Linked DNA regions of Homo sapiens: region 2 is linked to region 1. Evidence: read pairs that join two places in POLR2A ChIA-PET (ENCODE). Cell type or tissue: Panc1. All regions are shown on one strand. Each heading gives the region's core, and the rest is flanking DNA. Links, peaks and the distances in the headings are about the cores only.

What was found. Peaks named below come from ENCODE experiments on the same cell type or tissue, not always from the same donor. Only the 100,000 strongest peaks of a DNase experiment are listed, where the experiment ranks them.
Region 2: POLR2A ChIA-PET joins it to region 1 with 7 read pairs; 1 of 35 experiments calls an interaction of 5 or more read pairs at or near these places.

Annotation. Positions count from the first base shown.
Region 1 is chr5:104,728,619-104,733,027 of GRCh38, forward strand. All of the region lies in intron 2 of LOC105379109 (a long non-coding RNA gene), which reads right to left. Among named protein-coding and RNA genes, the nearest start is that of NIHCOLE, 650 kb to the left of the region's middle. In Panc1, for the core only: no CTCF peak of the experiment used is centred there; no DNase peak of the experiment used is centred there; H3K27ac peaks cover 1,268 bases.
Region 2 is chr5:105,143,249-105,147,657 of GRCh38, forward strand. No RefSeq gene overlaps it. Among named protein-coding and RNA genes, the nearest start is that of NIHCOLE, 1.1 Mb to the left of the region's middle. In Panc1, for the core only: no CTCF peak of the experiment used is centred there; no DNase peak of the experiment used is centred there; H3K27ac peaks cover 1,217 bases.

The DNA of each region.
Region 1 (4,409 bases), core at 264-4,263:
TAAGTGATGATAAAACAAATTAGTCCACCCACATTAATCCAATTATATTGTTATTCATTATTCTATCTTTGAGTTGTTTTTTTAAAATACAACAGATTTTACTGTGCCAATAAAAGTTATGTATAGTAAGTTAATCAGGGGAAATGTACACCCCCTTCTGCCTACTTCTGACTATTTCTGCTGCCAAATGCTAAAAGATCCATATTCTTAAAGAAAGTTGAAAAACTCTGGCATTTATCTCTATAAACTTCCATTCATAAATAATTCTAGGGACAAAATGAAACTGAAAAATGATGACAATAGCAATATGCTGGTTATGTGTTAAATATTCACTCAACACGTATTTATGGAAAATGTACCCCGTGCCAGCTATGGAGCTCAAAAGCTGACTTCCTTTTAGTCCTCATAGATTTAACAGTCTACAGAGCACAGAGCTATTGACAAATAATAATTAATCTGGAGATTGAGTGAGGGCTTCTCTGAGGAAGAAGTAGCATTAAACAGAATGCAAGATGAGGAGTCAAGCTAAAAAAATATGTCCTGCAGAGAAAAGAATGTGTGTGAATTGTCTAGCTGGAAGAAAATAGGTGAGGCTGTGCAATAGGAAAAGGGGCTAGGGATAACCCTAAGTCCTAATAGCAGTAATATTGCCACAAATAATTTAGATTAAGCCTTTATTCATTTCTGTTTGGCATGGTAGTATTGATATCCAATTGTCTAAAGACTTTGAAGGCTTCTTTACTTGTTCTGCAAATTTTTCTTAAAGTAATGAAGATTCTTACATGACATTACTGTAACTATTGATGCCTCACAAGATTACACTGAAATTTATTTGTGAAAAGTTTTTTTTAATATCTCAATTTAATGAGTCTGAAAGCTGAGATTCTATACTTATTTCAGTGTTATTACAACTTGAAGAAAGTACTGATACTCTTATAGATATGAACTTTGAACTTCAAAATATATATTATTTAAATGTCTAATAAAAAGACATAATTTCTTACAGTACTCTATATTAAGTAATGCCTATGTTCTCAGAATGCTTTTCTACAAAATCAGTGTTTCTGTAGTTGTACACTCAGATTGTATATGACAACTTTATTAGACCATCAAGCTTTCAACCAGAACAGCATTGAAAAAAATCTGCAAAATGGAGAAAATACAGTTTTTTTGTGACTGCTAAATCATAGAGTTTTCACAGGAACATTTTTGGTATTGATTCTTGAAAGCAAAAATTATTTCCAAAATGAGGAGCTCCTATTGGCTGTAGCTTTTAACATCTTCCTTTTCTTCTCATTGCCAGAGTTTATCAGAATAGTTTAATATGAGAAAAGCTCTCAAAAAAAAGAAAGAAAGCTGAAATTGCTTGATCTAGTTAAACATGATTTTTTTTCTAAATGATGTTCAATATTGCTAGAGGTTTTTTTTTCTTCTCATTTAGTCTCAAATTACTACATAAGAAAGCACTTGACATTTGCACACCAGCCTTCCCTCAAAGAGATATTTTAAGTTCTTAAAGAAAAAGGCAAGTGTATATGAGTATTCTAAGAACAGAGGCCTTTTAAAAAATTACCACCAACACTGTTATAAAACTATAGTACAAAAACATGCAGAGGTAGTTAGGAGTGGGGCTGACTTCAGGGAAAGATCTTTGGCAGACTGGGTGGGAAGATTTGAAGGAGATACTGAACTGGAGGAAAGATGATTCTGGATAGAAAACAAAAGATACGATTAAGGAAGAAAGATGATGACGATACCACAAAACATTCAAGACTTCTTTCTACATCAAAACCAGAGAAAAATTTTGCATGTTACTATTGGATTTTGAAAAGTAACTAAAAGTATTTAAAAGTCAGCAGCAATGTAAGCCTATAGAAGTCTGTGGGGCCAAGAGAGGAACTGAGGGCAACATGAGCATTAATAAGCAGTCTGCCTGGTGAAAAGTGGGCTCTCTATCTCCAGATAACAAAAGCAAAATAGCAACAGTAACGAGTTGGGGACATGATACCATGGTATGAAGGAAAACAGAATTACCCACAGTACTTTCCAATTTCAAAGGTGGTCATAAAACCTCTCAATTTACTCATATCCAATACCAACAAGTTGATGAGGTGAAAAATAGGGAAAAGCTACCATGAATATCACTCATATTAAATGTAAACTATATCTTTCCTTCCTTTTATATTCCACTTCATTACCACTGCCTCATTTAGAATCTCATCTCTTTATCCTTGGACTACATCAAGTTGTAATCTCCAGGCTTCCCGGTTATCTCTGGAAACAATTTTGTAATTATATCCATCATGAGTATATGCAAAATCAATCTCATTTCATTCTTAGTTCATTAAGCTACAATGACTTCCTCAATGAGTTAAGCCACTCTGTTCAGCTTGCAAGGCCTTAAGTGTATTTTGTACATTTTCATCCATTGTTACTTCGCATGAATCTCAGTCAACTCTTTCTCTGTTATCCATATTGTCTTTATCATTTTCTTTTTTATCTCTCCTATAATTTCACACTTTCAAAATTCTTTGAGGCTCAATTTAAGTTCTAGTTCTTTCATGACACCAAATTAAAGTACACTAGGTCCAGGTTTTCTCCAACTTTGATCTCATAATACCAGAACCATACATATTAATTCCCCATTTGAAAAAGATTGGCTTAATTTGTCCCCACAAATAGATGTTAAATTCTCACAAGCAGGGACTTTTTATACTACTTTTGTATCCACTGGGGGGCCCAACAGTGTTCTGAGTGTTTGATCATTAATTCAATAAATACTTAGAGACTGGTTTCAGATAACTTTCTTAATATCAAAATTGGACTGCCCTTGAAAGATTATTCAGCAGAAGATACTGATTAAAACAGTCGTTTACAACAAGAGAAGGTTTCCAGTTCATAGATTTTATTGCCTGTTTTTTAGATAATACAAACACTGTAACAGGAAGCATCTTGTAAACAAAATTTGCCTTGACTGTTGGGCATAGCCAGCTTTAACTGCTACTTTAATCTCCGCTAAAGGCTCAGAGAGGAACTGAAATGTGAAGTGTTTAGCAGGGAGATGGTCCAAAAATCAAGTTAGTGTGGAAAATAACCTGAGTGAAAAATAGAAAAACACAGAAACTATGCCAGCTGTAGGAGTTGAGCCTGCACTGTGTCCCTTCACATTTTCCATTAATTCATAATTCTGGGCCACGCATGTTATATCCTCACTCTTTTCAATACTCACAACTTTAAGTTTAGTTTATCATAATTCCTGTCTTGAAAGAAGTGTTTACATTTTAGTCTTCCATTGACTTCTCTATTCTTAGCTCTTATCATTTGAATAGTCTGAGCTTGTTCAACTGTTTCCTTTGTCCCACCAACAAATTTAACCACAAGTTTTGGGGTTGAGATTAAGAAAAATAAATAGGCATAGATTTATATTAAGTTACTCCAGGTTATAAGAAAAAGCAACAAGAAATGGGCAGGTGCAGCATAGCTAGATGACTTGGAGATGTTGTTTTCTTTCACATCTGTGAAAATAAAGGTATATGAGGAATCTACCTCGTGGAATGTCTTGAATTTTAGAATAATAGAATTTCAGATTTAGAGTGGACTTTAAACATAATCTTGCTGAAACTTTTGACCAATACTGTGTATATTACTGAAATTAAGACTTAGTTTCTACATCTATAAAACATGGGTAACAAAATAAAGTTAAACACAGAATTCCCATATGACCTAGCAATTTCAGTTCTAGGTATGTAGGGCTCAAAATAATTGAAAATAGGTATTCAAATAATTATTTCCCACAAATGTTCATGGCAGCACTATGCACAACAGCCAAAAGCTGGAAGCAATCCAAATGCCCATTAATAGATGAATGGATAAACAAAATGTGGTATATTCACAAAATAGAATATAATTCAGCTATAAAACAAAAATGAGTTACTAATATATATATTACATCGTGGATATGAATGAACCTCCAAAGCATTGTGCTAAGTGAAAAAAGACAGATACAAAACGTTAAATATAGCATAATATTATTTTTATGATACATCCCAAAAAGGTAAATCTATAGGGACAGAAAGTAGATTAGTAGTTGCAAGGCACTGATGAGAGAGAAGTAGGATATTGTGCTTTAAGGTATATGGAGTTTCCTTTGTGGGTGATAAAAATGTTTGGAAGCTAGAAAGAAGTGATGGTTGCACAACATTTTGTATGAATTAAATGCCATTGAATGTATATTTTAAAGGGGTTGGCTGTACATTATGTGAATTTCATCTCAATTAAAAAAAAAGAAGGAGAGAAATGCTAGAGGTTGAAATATTTCTGTCTTTTACAGGTCATGTTGCAACTGACAGCATTATCCAATTTAAACTCTCTAACACCATTTACTCTTTGTGGTCCATATAAATTTGATG
Region 2 (4,409 bases), core at 220-4,219, 410 kb after region 1:
GCCTGGCTAATTTTTTTATATTTTTAATAGAGACGGGGTTTCACCATGTTGGCCAGGCTGGTCTTGAACTCCTGACCTCACGTGATCCACCCATCTTGGCCTCCCAGAATGCTGGGATTACAGGTATGAGCCACCATGCCTGGCCAAAATGTGTTTTTTAAACATTACTTGCCTGCATTTTCTTCTGCCCAAAAAAGGATAAAGTAATTTATCTCTTCAATAAAATACAATTTCAGCATTTGACAGAATGATTACAGAATGACCATGGCAAATTCAAATAAATGGTTAATATTTTACAATCAGTTAAATATATTTACACAGATTATTACTTCAAATGAAGAATATTTCTTAAAAGGAATTGTGTTAGAAAAGGTGGAAACATTAAAATATTTTAAGCAAAATATTCTACTGAAATAAATTTTGTTATTGTAACATTATGTTAAATAAATTTTATTTAAAAAACTGATCAATTTAATTGAAAAACACCATGTTTCATTAAAAGAGATATTTACATAAGCTAATGAATAAGATGGTGAAATTTTCTTCTCATCAGGAATTGGATATTTTGATGAATTTCCTAAGTCTACCAATTTTTACAAAATAGAAAAGAAGTCTAGTTGATAAGAGAAGATTCTATTGCATTTTACAGATGAAAAGCTGCTGTTTTCAAACACGTCACATCATTCATTGGATAAGATAAATATAGTATATACTAAATATATAAGTTGTCATTTCAGTCTTAAATTCATTAGGAAAACATTCAAGAACGGACTCAATTTTAGCTGATTTCCAAACAATAGTATCAGAAATCACACCTAAAATTTTGTCCCAGAAATTTGAGGCTACTTGATATCTCACTTTTATTATATACTCTTCTGTGTGATAAAAGACCCAGGAAAAAAGTTTTTAAGCCAATACAGAATAATGTTACTATCCTTTATTTTAATATTACTCTTCTATAACTATAATGTTGAACTATGAAAATAACCAGGCAATTGTGAGAAGGAGTTATTGGTATTTAATCAAATAAAACAATTCTAATGGCTTATGTGCAAACATAAAATATAGGAAAAAGCTATGTGCATCTGGGCAGTCAACTATCTTCTTCAGTCCTGTTCTAACATAATTAGTCTTTCAAATAGTCCATCAGTAATCAGAAAATCATCTTTTAAGCTAAAGAAGCTCTAATTATATTAATTTTAAAGAAAAAAAGTTTAGCCTTCAGCATACATGTAGCTGTCCAGAAATAAGAGCTGGATTTCGTCCATATAAAATATAAATTCTTTCTATTACACCCCTTCATTAAGGGTTGTTTCTCATGTCAAATAAATTTTGAGAAAAAATAATTTAACTGGTGAATACAATTATCTTCTCCCCATCTAACATCTAACCTCTCAAAATATTTTAATAGATTTTTTTTTTTTTTTTTTTTTTTTGAGACAGAGTCTGGCTCTGTCGCCCAGGCTGGAGTGCAGTGGCGTGATTTCAGCTCACTGCAAGCTCTGCCTCCCGGTTTCACGCCATTCTCCTGACTCAGCCTCCCAAGTATTTGGGACTACAGGTGCCCGCCACCACGTCCAGCTAATTTTTTTTTTTTTTTTTTTTTTTTTTTTTGAGACGGAGTCTCGCTCTGTCGCCCAGGCTGGAGTGCAGTGGCGGGATCTCGGCTCACTGCAAGCTCCGCCTCCCGGGTACACGCCATTCTCCTGCCTCAGCCTCCCAAGTAGCTGGGACTACAGGCGCCCGCCACTACGCCCGGCTAATTTTTTTGTATTTTTAGTAGAGACGGGGTTTCACCATGTTAGCCAGGATCGTCTCAATCTCCTGACCTCGTGATCCGCCTGCCTCGGCCTCCCAAAGTGCTGGGATTACAGGCGTGAGCCACCACACCCAGCCTAATAGATTACCTCTTACATGCATACTATTTATCTATAAATTTTAACTTTAGGACCCAGCACGGTGGCTCACGTCTGTAATGCCAGTACATTGGGAGGCCAAGGTGGGGCGGGGGGTGGTGGCGGATCACTGGAGGTCAGGAGTTCGAAACCAGCCTGGCCAACATGGTGAATCCCCTTCTGTACTAAAAATACAAAAATTAGCTGGGCATGGTGGTGTGTGCTTATAATCCTAGCTACTAGGGAGGCTTGAGCCCGGCAGGCGGAGATTGCAGTGAGTGGAGATCGCACCATTGTACTCCAGCCTGAGTGACAAGAGCAAGACTCAGTCTCAAAAAAAAAAAAAAAAAAAAAAAAAAACCTTTAATTTTAGACTCAATATGGGAACCCTCAAACAGCTAAAATTGAAATATATAAATAAAACATACAAATGCCATATGTAATCACAATGAAAGGTAGAGCTAGATAAACTGACAAATTTTAATTCAGGTACCATAAACTATGACAAATCAAAGAAAAAATAGATCTTTGCATATGAGATGAATACATCAGGAACGTACACAAAGTTGAATTCTAAGATAATTTTTTAAAATCGAGCCATACTTAATATATAAAGAAATAAAGACTGTTTACTAAAACTGGGGGATATGATACTTTTTTTTTTTTGTCAGTTCCTACAAGAAAATTAAAGAGGACCAGTTCTTAACTACTAATTCTTTAAAAATTAGATACACTCCTGGTCAAATAAAAGATTTATACTTTTTTTGTAACCAGAGAATTATGTAAGAAAGGAATATAACCCATTCAGAAATTATACAATCCTTCTTTCATCTCAAAGAATACTAAGATCTGAAACATGAATATCTCTTGAGATTGATGCCAGGTTCATAAAGAATAGTGACAGGCTTTGGCAAACAAGTTTCAGATATTAAATTCTGGTTACTACAGAAATCTAATAAAAGATAACATAATACAAAACTTGTGGGATATTTTACAACAAAAGGCGGAAGACCAGAACGTGTTTTAGTGCATTACACTTCTCCATTGTTAGTAGATTTTTAGTAGATTTTCTCAACATTATTACGTTTATTTTAATGTGATAAAAACATATTCAGGCTTTTATTTTTAGCTTATCTGAAAGGGCCATTTCATTTGCTACTTTTCTGTTTTAAACTTTAACTGGTTTTAAAACAGAAATGATTTCAGAGTATTTCTATTACCCATCGTTTATCATTAAAAATGATGTAAGTATTTATATTACCCCATCATTTATCATTACCTGTATGTTTGTACAGACAGTGATACATCCTGAATATGTTTCATGCTTTTTAAAGTAATATTTATAATTTTAGAACATTCACAAATTCATTATGTGAAAGTCTGAACAATGTACAATTATATGAAGTAACAGAAATTACACTCTTATGTTGGCCTTCCTCAAATCTACTCCATAGTAGAAGCAAGCATATTAGAAACAATCATCTGTTCCAAAAAAGGCAAAGCTGGCGTGTTATGTTATTTTGTTTTTCCCCATAATTCTGCACTATTATTTGGCAAAGATGGATACTTATGAAGCTATTACCATCTAAATTCACTGGGGTAGACAATAAGAAAGCTGGTGGTGAGTGTGGCATTTTCCTTTAGGGTACTCTTTCAGTGCTCTCACTCTTAGGTTTGGATCTATTCCTCTTTCATTTCTCTTTTTTAAAGGCATTCTCATGTAAAGCTTTGGAAAAGATTATATAAGCTAATAGTCTATTACTTGTTTGTATTTCAATTCTATATTTACTTGTACAATGTAACAAAAATACTTGATACAGTCATTAAGCATTTTTTTAAATGCTGTATTTTAACATACCACAGCATGTCATATAAAGTTTGCATGTTGCCCAATGAGTCATAGAGTAGCTATCCAACAAATATCCATTAAGTGAACAAAGACTCAAGATGCCGAGGCTGTTTTGCTTGTTTGTGTTTTGCTTGGTTTATTTGTTTAGATGTAGAGCATTTTATTGCCTAACAAAATATAAATTAAGCTAGGCCTTGGTCTTCTGACTCTGCTGAAGAAAACGTGGCCTGAATCTTCAGCAATAAGTAGAGTCAAGTTGAAAAATACCCATAAAATTGCACATTTCTGAAGAGTCTATTATCTACTTTTTAATTTCTCATTGCTTCTGTGATTTGTTCTATATTTAAGAGAGTTGGGGCAAAAAAAAAAAAAAAACAATGTGGTAGATTAAATTTAGACTTTGTTATCTTTGCATGTCTTTGGGGATCTAGGATGACCATGATTATATTTTAGTGAATAAACTAAAGAATAGCAAATTAACATCTGTCAAAACTCTGCATGGCTCTAAAGTATGTAGGAAGTATTTATAAATAACCAATCTGAAATACAAATATTTTAATTCCATGTTATGGTTACTATGTTTTATGCACAGACCTTTTTGAATAAGTTCTACAAATATACGCATGCATACCTTTACTTCTCTTTCCTGAAGTTTGTTGTCTTTT